Linked DNA regions of Homo sapiens: region 1 is linked to region 2. A link is a loop called in an ENCODE intact Hi-C map of the cell type or tissue named here. Cell type or tissue: PC-9. All regions are shown on one strand. Each heading gives the region's core, and the rest is flanking DNA. Links, peaks and the distances in the headings are about the cores only.

Evidence for each region. A loop is a pair of places that touch in the nucleus more often than their neighbours do. Peaks named below come from ENCODE experiments on the same cell type or tissue, not always from the same donor. Only the 100,000 strongest peaks of a DNase experiment are listed, where the experiment ranks them.
Region 1: a loop joins it to region 2, with 30 times the contacts of the local background. A loop is called at or near these places in 5 of 110 quality-filtered maps.

The regions. Positions count from the first base shown.
Region 1 is chr14:46,340,746-46,349,205 of GRCh38, forward strand. All of the region lies in intron 3 of LINC00871 (long intergenic non-protein coding RNA 871), which reads left to right. Among named protein-coding and RNA genes, the nearest start is that of LINC00871, 280 kb to the left of the region's middle. In PC-9, for the core only: CTCF peaks have their summits at 3,767 (motif pointing left) and 3,967; no DNase peak of the experiment used is centred there.
Region 2 is chr14:45,605,593-45,614,052 of GRCh38, forward strand. No RefSeq gene overlaps it. Among named protein-coding and RNA genes, the nearest start is that of LINC02303, 110 kb to the right of the region's middle. In PC-9, for the core only: no CTCF peak of the experiment used is centred there; no DNase peak of the experiment used is centred there.

The DNA of each region.
Region 1 (8,460 bases), core at 1,580-6,579, 730 kb after region 2:
CATGTGGTAGGAAGTATCATCTTCATTATACAGACAAGGTAACTGAGTTAAAATATGAAAACATTCACCCAAAGAAAACCTATAAATGATAGTACTGCAATTTTAATATGGATCAACTGACTTACGATTCAGTTTCCTTTTTGTCACCCAAATTTGTCCTTCATATATATAATTATATATTTATTTTTATATATAATTTGAACTCTATATATAGAGAGAGTCTGGTTATGTTTTTAGAAAACATATTAAATGTTAAGGTATCTCTGAAGAAAACTACACATTATATTTAAATACTAATTTATTTTCCCTCTAATTGCTGTATAACTCTGGGTGAACTTCCGGGATTGAGGATGCCAAGATTAAAACAGATTGCCAGGTGAGCTGGTAGGAAAAAATGTGGATATTATTACAACCTCATCTTTCTGCTCCTCAAGTGCAAAATTTTGGGAAAAAAAATGTGAGTAGGTGTGATTCTTACACAGTTTCTCATTTGGTGGAAAGTTACTTTTTGAAAGATTGAACACAGGCAGTAAGAGCTCTTGAATTCAGAGGACTGGCTTCATTGCCTACAATCTGTGTACTTATAAGTAATTGGTAAACCATTAAGTGCATTATGAAGAATATTAGAAATGGAAAACATTTAAAAATTATTTGTTGGTATGAATTAATAAGATTGGCCATATATATAAATATGGTGTACCCATAAAAATGCAACAGTTGTATACTAAAAAGTAACCCAGATGCAGAATTGTATCTATATTGATATCTATATCCATATTTATATCCATGTAAATACATAGACATACAGATAGATATAGATTAGATATAGATACAGGTAAAGGTAAAGTACAGATATAGAGATAGAGATATCCATTTTCTTCTCAGAAAAGATAACAAAACTACTCTCATAATCTATTTTATTCAATAAACCTTTATCTGTACCCTAATATATAGAAGGCATTGGTCAAGGCCCTGTGATTATTTAGTTAAATAATACTACTCTGACCTCAAGAAATGTAAATAAAGTCTCGTAGACGAGAACAGGCTTACATACCTGTAAAATAAAGGGGAAAGGACAAGGTCTAATATAATAAACGCTATATAAATTCTATAGTTGAGATAAGACCATTGGATGAAGGGATTACTGGTTCTGTTTCAAGGAACTGTTAAAGGCTTAATGATTGAACAGGCTATTTATTCAGCTTAAAATATCCAAACACTTCACTCTATCACTATTTTATTAAATCTTTACCAGAAGGATCTAAAGTCCTTGAAATAACTTAGCTCTATTTAAATATATCAAATCCAGTTTCAGATTCTTTCACTGGGTCTTCACGTTGAAAGTGAATGTTCAATTGAAGGTAACTTTCAATTCACCTTCTGAAGTCAGTACAGAAAGAAAATCAGTTTTGCTCTAATGTTTAGTGGCTTCTCTGCCTGCCTCTGAGGCATTGAAAGGCTGTAGACGATCAGCAGTCCTACAGGGTTTTTGTTTTAAATCAGTCTGAGTAATCTTGATTTTAAAAAGGTAGAATAACTTTAAGAAGGATGTAGAGGAAAAAAGCAAACATATAAACCTGCAAAAAATGATTTTTGATGTACTCATTTCCCAGTGTATTATGAAGTGAAAGGAAAGGAGAGATTATCTTCACCCTTTCCTAAGTGGAGTGCCAACCAGCCAAGTTCAGGGATTCATTCATGTGCATAAAATCACCAAACTGGCTATGCATTGTTTCAGTTTTCTTGAGGCAAATAAAAATGACACTCATCTAATAAGTCATTACTACTCTCCATCATCTTATCAGAGCAGGTATCACTTTTGTTAGGCTTATTTTGTCTGTTATTTTTACATGTTTAGATTGAGGTTATGCATTTTTGGCAATAATATCACAGAAGGGATGTGTCCATTTCTCTGCATTGTATCAGGAGGTACAGAATGTCATATGTCATTATAACTGGTGATATTAACTTTGATCATGTGGTTGATGTCGTGTACGGCAGGTTTATCTACTGTAAAGTTACTGTTTTGCATTCTGTATTGATAAATATCTTAGAGGAAGATATTCTGACACTACACAAATATCCTGTAATGTATCTCTTCTAAAAATGTGCATAATTTTAGCATGCAATCTTGCCACTAATAATTATTATTGTGTTATTCTAATGAAAATGTTCTATTTTCTTCATTTCTTCTACACTTATTAATCGGATTTATTCTGCAAAGAAGAACTACCCATTCTCCCACATTTATTTACTTATTCAATTATACATTTATATCAATTGGACACATGGATATTTACATTATTCTGTGAGCTATAATACAATGCTACATTATTTTGTTGCTCAAACTGTTGTATATTGGTCATTGAAGCTCTTTCACAGAGTCCCCTCTGCCCTTTTAATGTGCCCTCATCCTTTTATGAGCATTTCCTTACTTTTTGATGTCCAGGATGCTCTGGACTCATCTTGTATATTTTCTTTTCTTGACCTGGAATCAAACACTCCTCTTAAGCGCTCAAGTTCCTTGTAAAGGAGAGTGCAATTAAAACACTAAGGTCTGAATACCTGGTGTGCTCACTGCTACGGAAGTAGTATTGTTTCCAGGACTTCTCAGCTCACAAAGCTTAAAGCTTAGATTAAACACACATGCATAAAACATTTATATATTTTCTCTATCTAAATATTTGTACAAATATTTAGAAACCATATATTTATAATGATAGTTTCACCTATCACTCTAACAACCACAGGTTTTATTCTAGCTGTTCCACTTCAGTCCTAGTAATTTTTTCTCTGCCATTGAGAAACCAGAATCTCAGTATATAAAATGTATTTATTTATTTGTTCAACTTTATTATTTAGTCTCAAATTTCCTAACCCACATGCATTTGATTTAAAAAGTTTGCTAACTAGAGTGCAATATTTGTTTACTATTCTCTCTTGGTCTGTCTGTTCTGCTATAACATAATGCCTGACACTGGATAATTTATAAAGAACAGAAATTTATTTTCTCGCAGTTCTAGAGGCTGGGAAGTCCAAGATTCAGTCACTGGCATATTTCAAGGGCCTTCTTGTTGCATCCTCTGCAGAGAAGAAACACTTTCCTCACATGGCAGACAGCAAAAGGCAAAGAGGCCAACGGGGGCCCAAATATGGCCTTTCATGACAATATTAATCCCACTCTTGAGGGTGGAACTATCACCTCCCAAAGGTCTCACCTTCTAACACTGCAACCAAATTTCAACATGAGTTTTGGAGGGAACAAATGTTCAAACCAAAACAATTATTTTTGTCTTTAACCTTACAATATTTAGTTAAAACACTGCTTTCCAAAGTAACTATAGTTAGTTTTCTTTTTGTTTCCTATTACACTATGTGTGGTTTTGTTGTTCACTTGTTGTTCATTTAGGTTCATAGGTCACAGTTTGTGTTTGATTTGGGATTCCCCCACATACTGGTTATTTTTGATTTACATACAGTAAAATTCACTTTTTGTAGTATGTAGCTTTATGGGTTTTGAGGAGTCATATATTCATAGTCCTGATACAAAACAGTCCATCACACTAAAAATTCTCTTGTTACCCACTCCATTTTCCTAAATCTGACAACTACTGGCCTGTTTTCAGTCTATAGTTTTCTTTTCCGTGATATCATATAAGTAGAAACATACAATATGTAGACTGGGGGTTCTCAGTGAGAGACAAATTTGTTCCCAAGGGGATATTTGACAATGTCTGAAGACATTTTTTGATTGGTAAGACTGGAGTGAGGGTTACTACTGACCTCTAGTGGGAAGAGGTTAGAGATGCCACTCAACCTCCTGCAATGCACAGGACAACCCCGGACAATAAAGAATTATCTGGCCCCAAATGTCGGCAGTGCTCAAGATGAGAAACCCTGACACACATTTTTGGGTCCAGCTGCTTTCACACTTAGCAACCAGATTCAAAGAATCACTTAAAAATTCATCCATGTTGTTTTCAAATCAATAGTTGTTGAATCAATGGTTTCTAACTTTTTTTTCTGACTAGTATTACATTGTGAGCCACATCTCACATAGATTGCCAATCCATTTACATGGGGAAGGATATCCTGTTGCTACCAGATTTTGGCAATTATAAGTTAGGCTGTTATAAACATTTATATGCAGGTTTTACGTGGACATAATTTCATTTGTCTTTGTCAGAAATGTGATTGTTTCTCCCAGTCTGTGTCTTCTTTTTCTCCTCATAATACTGTTGTAGATGAAAAAATAATTTTTTACAAGGTCCAAGTTTCTATGGATTGTGCTTTTGTTGTTGTATCTAAATACTCTTAGCTTAAACCAAGCTCATACAATTTTCCTTATGTTTTATTGTTTTATATTATTTGTCTATATTTAATATTTGTCTTGTGATCATTTTGAGTCAAATTTGTAAGGTGTGTGGCTTGGGTCAAGGTTTATTTTTGTACGTATGAACATCCAGTTGTTCAAGTTCCAGTTAAGACTATCCTTTCTCTGTTGAAATGACTGTACATTTCTCAAAAAAATTAAATTGACTATGTTTGGGTGGGTCTGTTTCTGGGCACTCTAATCCATTATATCTATCTAAAGGTGTGCCCTTCAGCTAATATCATACTGTCTTAACCACTATAGCTTCATAGTCAGTCTTGACATCTAGTAACGTGAATCATCTAACTTTTTACTTATTTTTCAAAGTTGTTTTGGTTATTTTGTTTCTTTTTTCTTTCCATAAATTTTATAATCATCTGTTAATATATATATTTAGAGAAAAAATCATTGGTATTTTGATTGGTATTGCATTTGATTTATAATTTAACCTTAAGATAATTGAATTTTTAACAAAGTGGGTCTTTCAATCCATTAACACAGTATATCTTTCCATTTATTTTGACCTTACTTGATTTCTTTTATCCACATAATTTTCTGCATACAGAAATATGCATGTATGCATTAAATATATATATATCTCATAATTTGTTTTATTGATGATGGTAGCATTCTTATCTTTTAAGTAATATGGTTCATTGCTAGTATGCAGAAATACGATTGATTTTCTGCAGAGTGATATTTTATCTTTAGATCTTTTTGAACTCACATATTAGTTCTAGAAGCTTTTTAAAGAGTCTATGGGATTTTCTATGGGATCAGTCATGTTTGTAAAGAAAGACATTATTATTTCTTTCCCTTTAATCTGTACACTTTTTATTCTTGCCTTATTAAACTAAGATTTCCAGTATGATATTGGCTTGGCTTGTTTCCAATCTTAGCACAAACATCCTTTGTTTATATCATTAAACATAATGTAAGTTAAATGTTTTTGTACCTCTTCCTTATTGAGTCAAAGAAGTTTTTATTCCCAGTGTTCTAAGATTTTTCCACATTCTATTCAATATCTATTCTTCAATAAATAGATATTGAATTTTGTCAAATCCAGTTTCTGCATCTAGAGTTAATCACATGATTCCTCTTTTTAAATATGATGTTAATATTGTTAATTTTATCGATCAATTCTTGCATGTTGAACCAGTTTGGTATTGTTGGGATAGACCAACTTTGGCTAGGATATGCAATTACTTTTATATTATGTTTTGGTATTAATTTGCTAAAATATTTTATCAGGATTTTTGCATCTATGTTTATGAGAGATATTAGCATGTAGTTCTCTTGTAATGATTTTTTTTTCCAGTTTTGGCATTACAACAGTGTTGGGCTCATATAATGTATTTTTATTTTCTTAAAGTGTCTGAAAGAGATTATGTAGAAATGGTATTATTTTTCCTTTAATGTTTGGTAAAGTTCACCAGTAAACCCTCCAGTCTGTAGGAGATTTTTTTAAAATAAGTTTTTTACCCAGTGAAACCCCGTCTCTACTAAAAATACAAAAAAAATAGCCAGGCGTGGTGGTGGGTGCCTGTAGTCCCAGCTACTCGGGAGGCTGAGGCAGGAGAATGGCATGAACCCGGGAGGCGAAGCTTGCAGTGAGCCAAGATCATGCCACTGCACTCCAGCCTGGGCAACAGAGCAAGACTCCATCTCAAAAAAAAATAATAAATAAATAAATAAGTTTTTCACCGAAAATTCTGCAGCCACCAGGCTCACCTGCCATTCCACACTCTACCAATTTGTCAACTATTCTTGCTGAATTCTCCTTAGTGTTGTCCAGTGTCTGTACTAGTTAAGCAAAGATTCAAATCCTGACTCGCTGCAGGTGCCTGTTTCTCCCCAGATATTAGGTTAGCAGATTGCCCTGGGATGGTCTCTCTCTAATGACTGCCAATCAAAACCACAATGAAATACCATGTCATACCAGTCAAAATTGGTGTTATTAAAATGTCAAAAAATAACATGCTGTGAGGTTGTGGAGAAAAAAGAGTGCTTACACACTACCGGTGGGACTGTAAATCAGTTCAGCCATTGCAGAAAGCAGTTTGGCAATTTCTCATAGAACTCAAAGCAGAATTACCGTTTGACTCAGCAATCCCATGATTGGGTATATACTCAAAGGAATATACATTGTTCTGCCATAAAGATATGTGCACGTGTATGTTTACTGCAGCACTGCTCACAGTAGCAAAGACATAGAATCAACCTATATGCCAATCAATGGTAGACAGGATGAAGAAAATGTGGTACAAATGCACCATGAAATACTATACAGCCATAAAAAAGAATGAGATTATGTCCTTTGCAGTAACATGGACAGAGCTGGAGGCCATTATGCTAAGTGAACCAACACAGTAACAGAGGGCCAAATATCACATGTTCTCACTTATAAATGGGAGCTAAATATTGAGTACAGATGTTCACAAAGAAAGGAACAACAGACACTGGGGCCTGCTTGAGGGTGGAGAGAGGGAGGAGGGTGAAGATCAAAAACCTACCTATTGGGCAGCATACGTAGCATATCTACCTATGCTTATCTCCTGGGTGGTGAAATACTCTATACACCAAACCTCTGTGACATGCAATTTACCTATATAACAAACCTCCATGTGTACCCCTGCACCTAAAATAAAAGCTCTAAATAAATAAATAAATAATTCAGAAAGAAAAAGAAAAGCTATGGATTTGGAGTTTTTGTAGATTTTTCTTGGGAGAACAATATTCTTTCCAGCATTTTACATCACTGAATAGAAGTTGGAAATCTCTTGAAGTGTTAAATATTTAGTAACATATATTATTTAATTTCCAGAATATTTTTATTCCTTGTCTATTTAGATAGTTTAAGCAGTATATAATGTTTCAAACATTGTTCTATTATTATGGTGATTCTCGTCATCTGTTTTGCATCTGTTGACCTTCTCCTGATAGTGAGTACCTGGTAGTGTTGGTAGTTTGTCATCTTGTGTGATCTGCAATTTTGAACATGAACACATCTTCTGGTCTTTTTTGTCCTTTTCTTTTTCTTTATTCCCACATCTATACACTGAATTGTGGGAATTACCTGCAGAGCAATTTTCTGTTTGCCTCTGAAGGAGCTCTGATGATGAAATTAGACAACACTCTTGCATTTAGTGCTAACCTGGGATTTTTATTACTCATAAGTGAACTTTGCTTTTATTTTTCTGCTCACAACCCTTGATGCTTCCACAGGCTTCCTAACTTTTCCTCAGTTATTTAGCAATTTTTCTTGGCCAAGTTTCACTGACAAAAATCTTTTGAGGCTTCCAGTTTTGCAGAGGATTTGAACATCCTCCTCCCATAAGTTCTAAATTACAACTCCTTTTGCATAATCTGATGTACTTATCTTTTCTGGCATTAGTTTACACTTTCCATGTTGGCTTGTCAGAAATTATACCATACATAGTTTATGTACATCTCCAAATTCAGTTCACTGTGATTTTCTGTTTAATTGTAGTGATGACCTTCCAGGAAAGTCAACTTACAAAAAGGACACTGTTGCTAGTAATATGTGTCCCAGCATCATAATTATTAAGTTTGACCTGTGTCTAATTAAGAAATTAATGGATGCTGCACTTGATCAGTTTGGGAGAAGTTGTTAATTATAAGTATTGTGATGAAGGGTAGCTGTTTATTCCCTAGTAAATATAGGCTAAGGATTTTTTTTTTAGGTTGTGTGTCTGGCATTTGTAACTGTTTCTATCAGGTAAGACAGAACTTTTTATATAGCAGCTTAGTCTATCATGTAAGTTAATTCTCCAAAAAACAACAGAAATGTATATGATAACCTAGTCAGCATTTGCCTGAAATCAGTGTCAAACTTGGTGGTCTAAATACTTTTCAAAATCATCTCTTGAAAATGGGAAGAGAGATTTCTGAAAAACCTGGGCTCGGAAGCCAAGCTTCCTGAACTTGGAGCCCATCTCTAATGCTCAAAAGATGTAAGTACTTGAATGATTCAAACCTTTCTCTGCTAGTTTTCCTCCTCTGTCGAGAGGATTAAATGAAATAATATAGGTAAAATACAAATTAATATTGGCTGTTTCACCCCTCTC
Region 2 (8,460 bases), core at 1,798-6,797:
AGAAATTTTGTTCTCTAGGAAAGAAAACATAATTATATAGTTTTAGGAAAATTTACTAATTCTTATTTCTTTTTTTATTATTATTATACTTTAAGTTTTAGGGTACATGTGCACAATGTGCAGGTTAGTTACATATGTATACATGTGCCATGCTGGTGTGCTGCACCCATTAACTCGTCATTTACCAACCAAAAAGAGTCCAGGACCAGATGGATTCACAGCCGAATTCTACCAGAGGTACAAGGAGGAACTGGTACCATTCCTTCTGAAACTATTCCAATCAATAGAAAAAGAGGGAATCCTCCCTAACTCATTTTATGAGGCCAGCATCATCCTGATACCAAAGCCGGGCAGAGACACCACCAAAAAAGAGAATTTTAGACCAATATCCTTGATGAACATTGATGCAAAAATCCTCAGTAAAATACTGGCAAACCAAATCCAGCAGCACATCAAAAAGCTTATCCACCATGATCAAGTGGGCTTCATCCCTGGGATGCAAGGCTGGTTCAATATACGCAAATCAATAAATGTAATCCAGCATATAAACAGAACCAAAGACAAAAACCACATGATTATCTCAATAGATGCAGAAAAGGCCTTTGACAAAATTCAACAACCTTCATGCTAAAAACTCTCAAGAAATTAGGTATTGATGGGACGTATCTCAAAATAATAAGAGCTGTCTATGACAAACCCACAGCCAATATCATACTGAATGGGCAAAAACTGGAAGCATTCCCTTTGAAAATTGGCACAAGACAGGGATGCCCTCTCCCACCACTCCTATTCAACATACTGTTGGAAGTTCTGGCCAGGGCAATTAGGCAGGAGAAGGAAATAAAGGGTATTCAATTAGGAAAAGAGGAAGTCAAATTGTCCCTGTTTGCAGACGACATGATTGTATATCTAGAAAACCCCATTGTCTCAGCCCAAAATCTCCTTAAGCTGATAAGCAACTTCAGCAAAGTCTCAGGATACAAAATCAATGTACAAAAATCACAAGCATTCTTATACACCAATAACAGTCAGAGAGCCAAATCATGAGTGAACTCCCATTCACAATTGCTTCAAAGAGAATAAAATACTTAGGAATCCAACTTACAAGGGATGTGAAGGACCTCTTCAAGGAGAACTACAAGCCACTGCTCAATGAAATAAAAGAGGATACAAAGAAATGGAAGAACATTCCATGCTCATGGGTACGAATAATCAATATCGTGAAAATGGCCATACTGCCCAAGGTAATTTATAGATTCAATGCCATCCCCATCAAGCTACCAATGCCTTTCTTCACAGAATTGGAGAAAACTACTTTAAAGTTCATATGGAACCAAAAAAGAGCCCGCATTGCCAAGTCAATCCTAAGCCAAAAGAACAAAGCTGGAGGCATCACACTACCTGACTTCAAACTATACTACAAAGCTACAGTAACCAAAACAGCATGGTACTGGTACCAAAACAGAGATATAGATCAATGGAACAGAACAGAGCCCTCAGAAATAACGCTGCATATCTACAACTATCTGGTCTTTGACAAACCTGAGAAAAACAAGCAATGGGGAAAGAATTCCCTATTTAATAAATGGTGCTGGGAAAACTGGCTAGCCATATGTAGAAAGCTGAAACTGGATCCCTTCCTTACACCTTATACAAAAATTAATTCAAGATGGATTAAAGACTTAAACGTTAGACCTAAAACCATAAAAACCCTAGAAGAAAACCTAGGCATTACCATTCAGGACATAGGCATGGGCAAGGACTTCATGTCTAAAACACCAAAAGCCAAAATTGACAAATGGGATCTAATTAAACTAAAGAACTTCTGCACAGCAAAAGAAACTACCATCAGAGTGAACAGGCAACCTACAAAATGGGAGAACATTTTCACAACCTACTCATCTGACAAAGGGCTAATATCCAGAATCTACAATGAACTCAAACAAATTTACAAGAAAAAAACAAACAACCCCATCAAAAAGTGGGCAAAGGATATGAACAGACACTTCTGAAAAGAAGACATTTATGCAGCCAAAAGACACATGAAAAAATGCTCATCATCACTGGCCATCAGAGAAATGCAAATCAAAACCACAATGAGATACCATCTCACACCAGTTAGAATGGCAATCATTAAAAAGTAAGGAAACAACAGGTGCTGGAGAGGATGTGGAGAAACAGGAACACTTTTACACTGTTGGTGGGACTCTAAACTAGTTCAACCATTGTGGAAGTCAGTGTGGTGATTCCTCAGGGATCTAGAACTAGAAATACCATTTGACCCAGCCATCCCATTACTGGGTATATACCCAAAGGACTATAAATCATGCTGCTATAAAGACACATGCACACGTATGTTTATTGCAGCACTATTCACAATAGCAAAGACTTGGAACCAACCCAAATGTCCAACAACGATAGACTGGATTAAGAAAATGTGGCACATATACACCATGGAATACTATGCAGCCATAAAAAAGGATGAGTTCATGTCCTTTGTAGGGACATGGATGAAATTGGAAATCATCATTCTCAGTAAACTATCGCAAGGACAAAAAACCAAACACTGCATGTTCTCACTCATAGGTGGGAATTGAACAACGAGAACACATGGACACAGGAAGGGGAACATCACACTCTGGGGACTGTTGTGGGGTGAGGGGAGCGGGGAGGGATAGCATTAGGAGAAAGGTCTTTTTATCTATGCAGAGCAACTTGTACATTGACCTAGGCCTGCGGTTTCAGACAGTGCTCCAAGAGCCCTTTCAGGCACCTGTGTGGTAGTGGGAGGGAATGGGGCTTTGGAATCCTTATCTTCATTTCAGTCAGCGTTAATATACATATTGTATAAATTTTGTTTCTTCTTATCCTCTTTGTTAAACAAAGTGCTTTGCAGCTTTCATATTTACCCTTGGTGGTTATGCCTTTGTTCCTAGTCTGGGATAATATTTTAATTTTTGTCATGTAGTCATTAAAACCATGTGTTACTGTCTTAGTCTATGACTTGCTTGGACCACTGTGTTTATTTTGGTGCTTCACATTCTTCTTTCCTAATAAAATAATTTTTGATTGAATAATCAGAATGATTCCTGGGGAGGCTCTAGTCCTTTCAGCCTATCTTCCCTTTTAGGATTGCATGCCATAAAATCCTGAATATCTCTCTGAACTTTCAAATTCTTGACTTACTCTAGTCTGGACTTATATCAAGCCGTCTACTTCAACCTTTCCCTTGCTGGTCATCGTAAGCCTCTGTGTGACAGGGCCCTTGAACCCTTAAATTCATGTCACTTTTGCTTCACCAACCCATTCATTTTTTGACCTTAAGTCTCTAAATAGTTTCTAGACTTTCTTGGTGCTCAAACTATGAAGACTTGTCCCATGCTTTGTTTGCACTGAATGAGACACAAGAGCTGATAGAGTTCCTCGTTACAACTGTGTCTATTTTGTGTCCTGTCTCAGTAGTGTATTCTAGAATGGGCTCAGGAATGTTACAATATCATCACAATACTTTTCATTTCCTTCCTCCCACTAATTTCTAGTAAAATATTATTCTTTGTTGATTTATTTCTATTGCAATTACCTTCTACCTGCCCAGTGAGTTTTTTGTTTGCTTGTTTATTTTTTTAATAGGGTAACTCATTTTATTGTTATATTTGAAATATAGGCATATTCTAGCAATTATCAATACTACCTATATTGTCATAGTAATTAGGCTACATTACAAATTTAAGCTTGATTATTTCAATTCAATCTTGATTTTCAGGGCTATTTACATAGTTCTGCAGCTATGTTAACTTCAGCAACTATAAGTAGCATCTATGATCTTTAAAGTTGTTTCCTCATGGTAATTGTTAGATACATACTCTCCAGTTAGATTTTCTGGTAGGCCGATGGGAGAGATATGTTGGGCAGGATAGAATTTTCAGCATTTCTCAATAGACATAGAAATGATTTTCTACTCTGTGTGCAGAGTTAAGCATTCATAATGTAGAAGTTCAGTTGAGAGGCCTCTTTTAAAAAGAGTGGCAGAAAACATGAGAAAAAAGTGGGAAAGTTTGCTAGTCTTGCACACCCTTGGGGATTTGGCATGCTTCACATGTGATAAAACTTGATTAATTTTTCTCCTTTGTGGATCACAGTTGGGGACCCCACCAGACTGAGGTACACAATTATATTCATCCATCGCAAAACAAAACTAAAACTGTAACGAATGTATTTGAAGAGAAATATGAAAGAAATGAGATGTAGTATGACTTGTTCATTTTGGCATGGTCTTATGAAATTTGCTTTTGCTTATATAAGTAGGTTCAGTTAGAGTGGTTCTGCTACAGATGACCATTAATTACTATTTAATTTATTGGTAGTTTAAAAACCTGATTTATTTGATCAAGTGGAATGATGTAGATTATTCTTGATAAACACTAGTTCAATATTATAATTCATGCTTTTGAGGATCATGACCAGTTTATCTTTAGAAATAGACATTATCTCAGTAGATGCTTTTCCTCTCTTTTTTCCTCCTTGTTGAGATGATTTTAGCATTAGTGCTCATATGCACAGAATGTTCACTCTCATCATTTCATTGCTCTTGATTTTGTTTTAAGTAGTGATTTTGACCCTTTTGTTTATCACTGTTTGAGGTTGTTTGTTCATTTCTAGTGTTATTGGGGGAACTGAATGAACTAGATTGTTCTAGTTCAGCTATGTTATGGTTTCTTATATTTTAACAATACCTTCTCCATCCACCAAGGAAAATGGATGGAAACCTTCCATAGTAGGTGAGCTCTATAATGGTTTTCATCAGGTGAAAGCATGACAAAGCCTTCTGATGAGACTGAAGAGAAATATATAAATAAAAACACAACTGCTGCTTGAGCTCTTCCTGCAGATGGCACTGGTGTTACTTGGATAAAGAACATTTTTGTGTTCAGCAGCTTTTAGTACATTGTGCACACTGGAAAGGCTCATACATACCAGGAAACTAAGTAGATGTTTTGTAATAAGTGCTCACTTATCTGTGCATGATTGAACCCCAGCATGGTTCAACCCGTCCTTTTGGAGGTCTGCTTTTCAATGAATGCATTCACATGGACAATAAAATCTGATGCAGTACTCTTTTTGACTAGGGAAGAGACCTACCACTAAAATCACATAAAAAAGTAAACCTCCAGGACCAGTCTCCCAGTTGCATCTGCTTGAAAAATCCGGCCTAGTCTGAGAATGCATAAATATCACAGGGGTTTGAAGGGAGATATCATGATTTTTTAAAGTAAAAATATGTTATTCTGATAAAATCCTGGGAGATTTATTCTGGTAATCTTAAAAGTGAATTCGACAAAGATTTATTGAACACTTATGTAAGGCAATGCATTGTGCCAAATTGCTACAGAAGGTTCAAAGATGAAAAACAGAAAACAAACATGATCTGTATCTCCTCAGATCTCTCAAGATAATTGCAAAAACAGACATAAGCGCAAAGATGTGAGATGCAAGTTAGTTTGGTAAGTGATATAAAAATTACCAGTAAGATGTTATTGGAGTAAGGGAGGGGTATCAAAGAGGATTTGAGATGGGCTGTGAAAGAAGGGAATATTCAGTGGAATATGAAGTGGGGAAGAGACAAAGTAAGAATTTTCAATAAGGGAACTGTACGAGCAAAGGCATAGTAGAGAACAGTATTCTGTTTGGGTTTAATGATTTATTTAAGGACTGATACACTCAAGGCTCCCTGTAAGTTGCTCTAAAATATGACTCTATACCACTTTCTAATTTTGGGCTCCTGGGCATGTTAGTTAACCTCACTGTGCCTTTGTTTCCTTGTTTCTAATGGAGGGTAGTAAGACTACCTCCCTGAAAAGGTTTCTGAGAGGATTAAATGAGCTAACATATATATAGTGCCTGACCATAGTAACAAATATTACTGTCATTATAAAAATAAATATTGGATGGGCACATTTTATGCCAGTCATTCTACAAGGAGAATTCTAATTCTATCAGGAGACTAAGAATTAGGTATCATCACAGTTGTACAAGTAACAACATTTAGGTTTAGGTAGATAAATTAACTTGCTAAAGATATTACAGAATAGGTTTGTACTCAGGCCAAGTCTATCTTTTTTTCTGCTTCATTTTTCACTTTTTATATAATAAGTTGATTGTAATCAGTCTGTGTGGTGAGTGGGTGGAAAGGAGCTTCAGTGACTTAAGGATGGTAGGGGCCCAGAGCAGAAGCCTTCTGATGCTTGGCCAAGGGTTTAATCTTTATTTGTTATGCAATAGAAAATTACTTATGGGTTATCATGAACACCACCTGTCTCCTTTGGCAAAGAGTGAAAGATAGTTGTGACCCATAGAAGACAATTAATAAGTGTGACTTAAGGCTAATTAAAAAAATTTCAAATATTAACTGAGGGGTTTCTTTTAGTTTAGAGGAGGGAACACAGTAGTAGTTTGAAGAATTATAGTCAGCAAAGGAGAGTGAAAAGAAACAGATGAAGGAAAGGAGAAAGCAATAGGATATTTTGGGAAAGGCACAGGCATGATGGCTGAGTGAACTCAAGGGAGTGATTAGCAATGACAAGTGCAGAAAAGAAATGGAATAGAATGTAGACCACTGTCAGAAGAGTGTTGGTGGAGGAGTGGGAATAGACACTGTGTGGTAGTAGGTTGAAGAGTGACTGTGAGGTGTATTGTGTGAGAGGGAATTTAGACTGCTTCTTTGAGGAGTTGACATTCTTCATTATGAAGAGAGAGAAGAGAGGCAGCCCCAAAGGTGTCATCGTAATCATTTTTATTGTGTGTATATGCATGTGTTTTTCTCTTAGGGATGGGAGTGCATTGATAGTATTGAGGAAGCTGCCAATAGAGCTGAAGCCAGAGAATGAGAGGTGAGTGATGGTCAGGGAGGTGATAATAGTGAATGTAGCCAGAGGCTAAAAGGGATTAGTCATCCAGTGCAATGAAGATTGGAAAGTAGGAAGGTGACACGAGAATAAGATTGTGGGTGTAGAGTATTGAAGGAGAAACTTTTTGCTTCACGGAAAAAATAGTGTGGCCAGAGGCTATTAAATACATTCTGAATTCTCATATGTGACACATAAATCCCTTAACTAATTCCTCAGTTTTAATGTCCTACTCCTTCAACGTGCTACACCACCATTTTAGAACTGTTACCAAATGCTATTCATATCCTGTATTTTGGCATATGGTGTCCTCAATATTAGAAGGTTTTTCTTTCAGATCCTCTATGGTTCAAGTATAGTTTAATATCTCTCTTCTGTGGTCCACTGGGTCTTGAATTCTCTAAATTCCCTCCGAGTAGACTTCATTAGATCGAGAGCATCTTAATAACAAGGACCATTTTCCAACATAGTTTTGTATTCTTATCACTTAGCATACAGTAGTTGTCCAATAAAATTTGTTGAGTCTAAATTTCATTTTCCAAAGTAAGACATTTTGTGTTTTTAAGTTTTTGTGGTGATTTAGGATTACTCCAATTTATATACTTTCCATTTGTAAAGCTGAATTAGAAGCAGACTTGATTTTAAAACTGGTGAAAATGATACTTTACTTGCTAAATCACTCTCTTAAATGCACACTACCTTTGCTTTTTGATTTGGTGTGTGTATCTGTGTGTGAATTATGGGTCATCAACAAGCGTTAAATATATTAAGGGTAGAATTTTAGTCTTAATTTTTGAATCTACAACAAAGGCTTGCTAGACTCATGATCAATAAATGCCTGACAAGCAACTAGTAAACTTTTGTTTGTACTCTGTTATGTACTATGTATGCGTCCAGAATCTTCTTGGAGGGTTCATTTTATATCCCTGTGTCTGAGTTACTTCTCTGTGAAATGACTTCCTCCACTGACTTCTGCACAATTATAGTTCAGAATTAAGGAGGCTATATTTGATTAATAATTTCTGCTTATAGAAGAAAAGTACTATGTAGATGAATATTCAACAAGGAAAATGTTCTTAGTCATATGCTGGCCTATTCAGTGGGTGAGTAAAATGAGTACTATAATCTGTCACAACCATCTTTGTATGCAAAGTTTAGTAATAAATCATAGAGGATTTTGCTTTTATTTAAATGAGCATAGGCCTATTGCCTCTGTTCTTTAAAAGTTCAGTTCTCTCTTATTTAGAACACTTTTTATTTGCAACTGTCTTCTTTCATAGTTTGCTATACTTCTAATCTTGGTCCAAGATATTACTCCCTGATTTCTTTCTTTTTCCTTCTTTTAGCCGACAGAGTTTCTTACCACCTGAAGTGCAAACACTGTCAGAATGAATTGATGGCTTTCATATTATATGTTGACAATGCTACTACTCAGGAGTGGGAATGTGGTCAAAAAGACAGATATGACTGTCCATCCTTTCCAGAGAATATTGCTGTGATAAGAAACATTCACAGGGGCCTTTTTTGTTTTAGCTCCCAAGGTTACTTTGGTGTGTAC